2 separate regions of the Homo sapiens genome follow, and region 2 is linked to region 1. A link is a loop called in an ENCODE intact Hi-C map of the cell type or tissue named here. Cell type or tissue: IMR-90. All regions are shown on one strand. Each heading gives the region's core, and the rest is flanking DNA. Links, peaks and the distances in the headings are about the cores only. Region 1 overlaps ZNF608 (zinc finger protein 608). Region 2 has its middle 420 kb from the start of CSNK1G3.

Region 1 (2,918 bases), core at 166-2,665:
AGGCTGGAGTGCAGTGGTGCGATCTCAGGTCACTATAAGCTCTGCCTCCCGGGTTCACGCCATTCACCTGCCTCCGCCTCCCGAGTAGCTGGGACTACAGGTGCCCACCACCAGGCCCGGCTATTTTTTATTTTTTTATTTTTTTATTTTTTAGTAGAGACTGGGTTTCACTGTGTTGGGCAGGATGGTCTCGATCTCCTGACCTCGTGAGCCACCCGCCTCGGCCTCCCAAAGTGCAGGGATTACAGGCGTGAGCCACTGCACCTGGTCTCTAATGATCTGTTTTGATTTAGTATTTCTTTTCATGTTATATCTTGGGCCCTGTAAGTTTTCACTGATGCTTAAACTTGGTCAGTGAAAATATCGTCACCATCTATATGTGCGGTGCAGCCTCCCACGTGAACATATGGGACAGCATCTTAGTGTTACCGGTGGTGCCTTATAAAAGTCTTATTTCTGCTCCCTCTTCTTACTCACAAGACTCCTTAACAGGCCATTGTATCTTCTAGAAGTGGGAAATGATAATGTTACTAGGGAAGCAAGAAAAAAGCAGCTTGGGCTTCTTTTAGCTGACCAGTCAGCTGGATATTGACCACCTGTCTTCATGGGAAAGAAATAGATGGCAGTGAATAAGCGAGAGTCTAGTTTTCCAAAGAAGCTCAATGATTTTCCCAAATCAATACAGCTCATCAGGCCTCAGAACAAAGGCTGCAGGGGAGGTGACAGTGATGGAAGTGGCTCTGTGTTCTTTTGTGTATTAAACCATAAGGCCCATGGGGAAACAAGGTTTCTTTAGCTGTGTGTGTGTGTGTGTGTGTGTGTGTGTGTGTGTGTGTGTGTGTGTGTGTGTTTAGGGCTTATTCTGTGTATTTAGGGGGAAAATCCTTTCAGATTTTTTTTTTAAAAAAGGATTTCCATAGATTGTATACCAATGACCAAATGTACTTTTGAAAGAGATAAGTACAGTCAAGTAAGAAAGATTATCATGTTTTAAAATGCAGAGTAGAACAGCATTTTTCCATTGCTTTTGTTATTGCTTAAGGTTTCATTTTTTGTTGTCGTTGTATGTGGATTGGGTTTAGATGAACCAAAAACAAGTCTGTGTTCAGATTAACCTCTGGCAAACCAAGAATCGTAACTACCCTCCCATAAACAAACCCTGTTCCTAATGCCCTGAAAATAACACCAAACCCTAATAGGAATGCTCAACTGTCATCTGAGAGGTTATAATTAACGCAGATAGAGTGATGCCAACATATTCCAGCCGCTGACAGAGAAGATCTATCCAAACCAGCAATTTTTAGCCCTTCAGTCCTTTAATCTTTAAGCTCACTGTGCTTTCATAAAGTAGTACATTAACACCAGAGCAGTGTGTCTCTGGGGTTTATGACTGGGGTGGCGGCACACTAGGGCATAAAGTGTTTCATTACACTTCCTTTTGTTAGTACTGCCCTATCTCCCAAGCTCCATTGCCATACACTATTTGTTCAGATAAAGCCCTATGTTCAGGGTGACTAATCGCAGCACTGTGTTCCAGATGGTTTGATTACAGGATGTGTTTAAAGTGACTCTTCAAACATTCAGCCCAGCGGTAGGGCTCTTTAAAAAAAAAACATACTGCATTTTATGGTCATGTGACAACACTTACTTTTCCTGTCCTAGTGCTCTATATATACTTGGCACAGGTAATGGGAAAGTCCCTCTGATTTTTGGCTGGCAGGTATTTTATGAGCAACCTTAGTTGTACATTTTAAATTTTCCCAAATAATTATATTTGAAGAAGGATCTGTCTGAAGGTTATAAGCTCCGAGGCTGGAACAGCGAAGCTTGTGCTATACAAGATTCAGCCTTTACAAAGTACCAGTATTGAATACCACAGAGTGACGACAACATAATAATGGGGGGAGGGAGTCCTGAACAAAGAAATGGTGATAAATCATACCTTGCACAATAGTCACGTTGTGTAAAAATGGAGGGTAATATGATATCTGAAATATATGAATTTTATCCTGTACTCATGAAATCAGCATATTGTGACATTTTGTCACCAATGTTTCACTAGAAAAAAATATATAAAAGGAAAGAAATGTGTAAACTTTCTTTTTTAAAGGCATATGGCATGAATGGGTTACCATTTGGTGTTATTCGAATGAGGTTTCTGTTTTCTGCCTGGATGCACATCAAATGCATCCAGATGTGGTAGTCTGAGAGAGTTCAAAAAAACTTCTGTCTGATTCCAAACTCAGCATTTGCGATGCTTGGCAAAGACTTCTGTCCCGGGGATGAGGCACTTTAAAGACTCTGAAGCAGTCTTTAAACTCAATACAAACAGAATTATGTCAATCCACTGGGAAATCAGGCATTTGCCCCGTTCTTGAGGAAACAGCTTCACAAATACCAGAAATAATAATTCATAAACCACATTTATAACATCTTGGGAGCAAAGCCTCTCCACAGAGAATGTCTATCATCTATAAAACTAGTGGGAGATTATGCTTATTGAAAAAGTATGGTAGTAATAAAAGGAAGTCACTGAGTAGGATTCAGTCTAGACTCTCTCTCTCGTCAGTCCTCGTGTAGTTAGTTCCTAGGTGTTTAATGAATTCTCACTATTAGGTAGCCACTGTGCCGCCAGGGGTTGTGGGTGCAGACACTGCTCCTATTTTCAAGGAGTGTCATCTAGTTGGAAGAGTTAGGCATACTGTGTATACAAGCAGAGTAAAATATTATGGGGGCCATGTATTACGGTAGGACAAATAGCCTTAAGTTCAGACCTGGGAAGTTCTCCTTGTCATTCAGGGTCCCAGATGAAGGAGACTCTGCCACCTTTATCCTGAGGACTTCGAGATCACAATAGCCATTTCCATTGCAGCCAGACAGAAAGGGATGAGAGGTTCTTATGGGCCAGGCCTGGAAGT
Region 2 (2,918 bases), core at 184-2,683, 720 kb after region 1:
CATTTTCTAACAAAAAGCACCCTGCAAGCTGGAAGTTTGCACAGGTGGATGCTGGCAGGAACTAAGGATTAGGTATGTTCAAGATGGTGGTTCCATCTTCCCTTCTTTGCCAGCCAGGTGTACTGTAAAGGAGCAGACAAGATGGCGCTAATCAACTGGAAAGCCCAGTTGCATAAAAAGATTAGGCTTCCCTGCGCACCATGCAAACGTCATATCTGATCAAACCAATCTATGAGCTCTATGTAAATCAGACACCACTTCCTCAAACTGGACTATAAAACTCGATGGATTCACCACCAGCTGGTCTTTTCCGCTTGGAGACCCCTTCCTCTATAGAGGAAGCTGTTTCTCTTTGTCTTCTCTCCTACCCATTAAACCTCTGCTCCTAAACTCCTCATGTGTGTCCATATCCTAAATTTTCCTGGCACGTGACAACAAACCCCAGTGTATACACACCCCAGACAACATAGCCACTTCAAAATGGGGGCTCGTCTGGGATACCAATGTATAACATTCATCAAAATGATGAGAGTAGAGGAGAGGACTCCAACTCTGTCCTTTTATTCTGAGGCTTTTGGCCTTCATTTTAGAACCAAATAAAACCAATTACTGGAATCCCTTCAGCCATTTAAAAATGATTAGCATGAATGCCAGCCTTACAAGATTCGGGAACAGGCTTGCTCGGAAGAACATGGAGAATTCTCCAATACCCAAGGGTTGCTGGGCATATTGGCTATGTTTAAACCAGCTTCTTTTCATGAAGGACTTAGCCGTCACGTGGGACTGGAAGAAGTCCTGTGGCAACTGAGGATTTCTGGCCAGGGGTCCCGCCAGTGTTATCCAAAGACTTCTGGACTCACCCCAGCCTCTGACCGCCCCAATGGGGTGTCAACAACAGGATCTCCCACTTTCCTATCATAATTTCTTCCTTTTCTGTCCGCAATCGTCGTACCTCTTATCCTCTCTGTGTATGCAATGTGTGGGAAGTTCTATAGTTCAGGGAAGTAATCTTGTTTGGCAAGATCAAAGAATGTAATAGTAACTGGAAATATACCTCAGGGGAAGGCATCTTTGTGATTTTCTAAGGACAGAGACCGTCCCCAACCCCCACCCTGCCGCCTGGACACTGAGCATCTCTCTTTGCCCTTGGTCTGGAAAGCACGTGGCATTTCCAGGTCTCTCTCCACCCTTGGTCTGGAGAGCACATGGTGTTTCAAGGTCAACAGCACCACCTAGTGGAATAGAGATCCTCTCCATGAGGCACATTGTCAGTCCTTTACTGAAACACCCTTGCTTCCCAATTCTCTTCCCTTTTTGCGCCTCTCTACTAAAAACCAGGCTTCGTGCTGCTTCTGTAAATGGGAAAATTCGGCCTTCAACGATTAGGGGTAAAATTCCCTCCAAAGCCAAATTTTAGTCTCAATACTGTCCCATCAGAAGGAAAATGGTCATTTGGTTGCTACATTCTTTTAAGGCACTTATTCTGCTTCTATTTAGAGTGGCACTTAATTAGAAAGGAGATTTTAAGTTCAGAAGTTAACCGGAACCATTCTCTAAGAGTAAACACTTCAGCACAGGCCATAATAGCAGGATATAGAGTTCAATCTAGCACACCCCCTTCATTAAAGGGGCCTTGACCAACTATTATGTAGCTTTTCTTGAGATCCATTTTTCAGGGAGCCAGGCAGGTCACAAAAGTCTAGGAAGTCAGAGAAATCACAGGCAGAGAACTAGAGCCAGTTGGGTGAGCGCGACTAACCCCAATGGCTTAGTTCCTCTGGTTCCATGGCTGGGGGGGGTCACACCTGCCACCATGAGTCACATGTTCAACAAGGTGCCAGGACCCAGGAACCATGGGGAGAAAACAGCAGGGGGGATGCCCCCACTGTCTTCCTCTCCATCCCAGGTCACACCAAAAGGAAGGAGACTAACGAGATGAATTTTTCTCACTTCTGTTTCTAGCTGGGTATCATCTTCAGCCTACACTCCCCTGGAGTGCATTCTGAAGCACTGCAACTCCTTTCACCCTGAAACTTTAGAGAAAAAGCGGCTCATTTTCTTTCGGACAAGGGCATGGTCTTCTTATCCTCTTGAACCAGCTTGGCCTGTGGAAAGGAGCCTTAATTTTAATATTATCCAACAATTAGATCTTTTTTGCAGACAGGAAGGCAAATGGCCCAAGGTGACTTCTGTACAGGTTTTGTTGTTGTTGTTGTTGTTGTTGTTTGCACTTTTTTTTACACAACCCAGTGTTGCTTGCCAAGGTCTGAGAGACAACCCAGACTTTGGCAAGCATTACAAAATCAACCTAGCTGTTTCAGTAGTCCTATCAGGCAGGCCTACAGAGAATGATTCTCCAAAGTTAGAGAAGCATCTGCCAGGGCAACAATCTGAGGATCCCCCTTATTTGGGGCCCTCTCAAGTTTCCTTCTTATTACAGGACCTTAGGCAAATAAAGGGAGACTTAGACCAATTTCTAACGACCCTGATAGGTATATAGAAGCTTCCAAAATTTAACTCAGGTATTTGACATGACAGGATGTTATGCTGCTCCTAAGTCAAACCCTAACCACAGCGGAGAAGCAAGCAGCTCTGTAGGCAGCAGAGAAATTTGGAGATGAGCAATATAGCTCCTAGAGTAGGACTAAAAGAAAAAGAGAAAAAAATGAAGGCAAAGAAGTAGGGAAAACATCGTTCCCAAGAGGAAGAGAGGCAGTACCTCTTGACAACCTTAACTGGTTTCTATGATAATTTTCCTTCTTTTGTGGCTTAAAATGGCTCCTAGGATTGCAACCCCTGCCTTTTTTTGTTTTCCATTTGCTTGGTAGATCTTCCTCCATCCTTTTATTTTGAGCCTATGTGTGTCTCTGCACGTGAGATGGGTTTCCTGAATACAACACACTGATGGGTCTTGACTC

The links. A loop is a pair of places that touch in the nucleus more often than their neighbours do. Peaks named below come from ENCODE experiments on the same cell type or tissue, not always from the same donor. Only the 100,000 strongest peaks of a DNase experiment are listed, where the experiment ranks them.
Region 2: a loop joins it to region 1, with 4 times the contacts of the local background. A loop is called at or near these places in 6 of 110 quality-filtered maps.

What each region holds. Positions count from the first base shown.
Region 1 is chr5:124,654,732-124,657,649 of GRCh38, reverse strand. The region is part of intron 3 of ZNF608 (zinc finger protein 608); the gene reads left to right. Among named protein-coding and RNA genes, the nearest start is that of ZNF608, 90 kb to the left of the region's middle. In IMR-90, for the core only: no CTCF peak of the experiment used is centred there; a DNase peak (open chromatin) is centred at 1,539; H3K4me3 peaks cover 387 bases; H3K27ac peaks cover 1,485 bases.
Region 2 is chr5:123,935,691-123,938,608 of GRCh38, reverse strand. No RefSeq gene overlaps it. Among named protein-coding and RNA genes, the nearest start is that of CSNK1G3, 420 kb to the right of the region's middle. In IMR-90, for the core only: a CTCF peak has its summit at 1,232 (motif pointing left); a DNase peak (open chromatin) is centred at 1,208.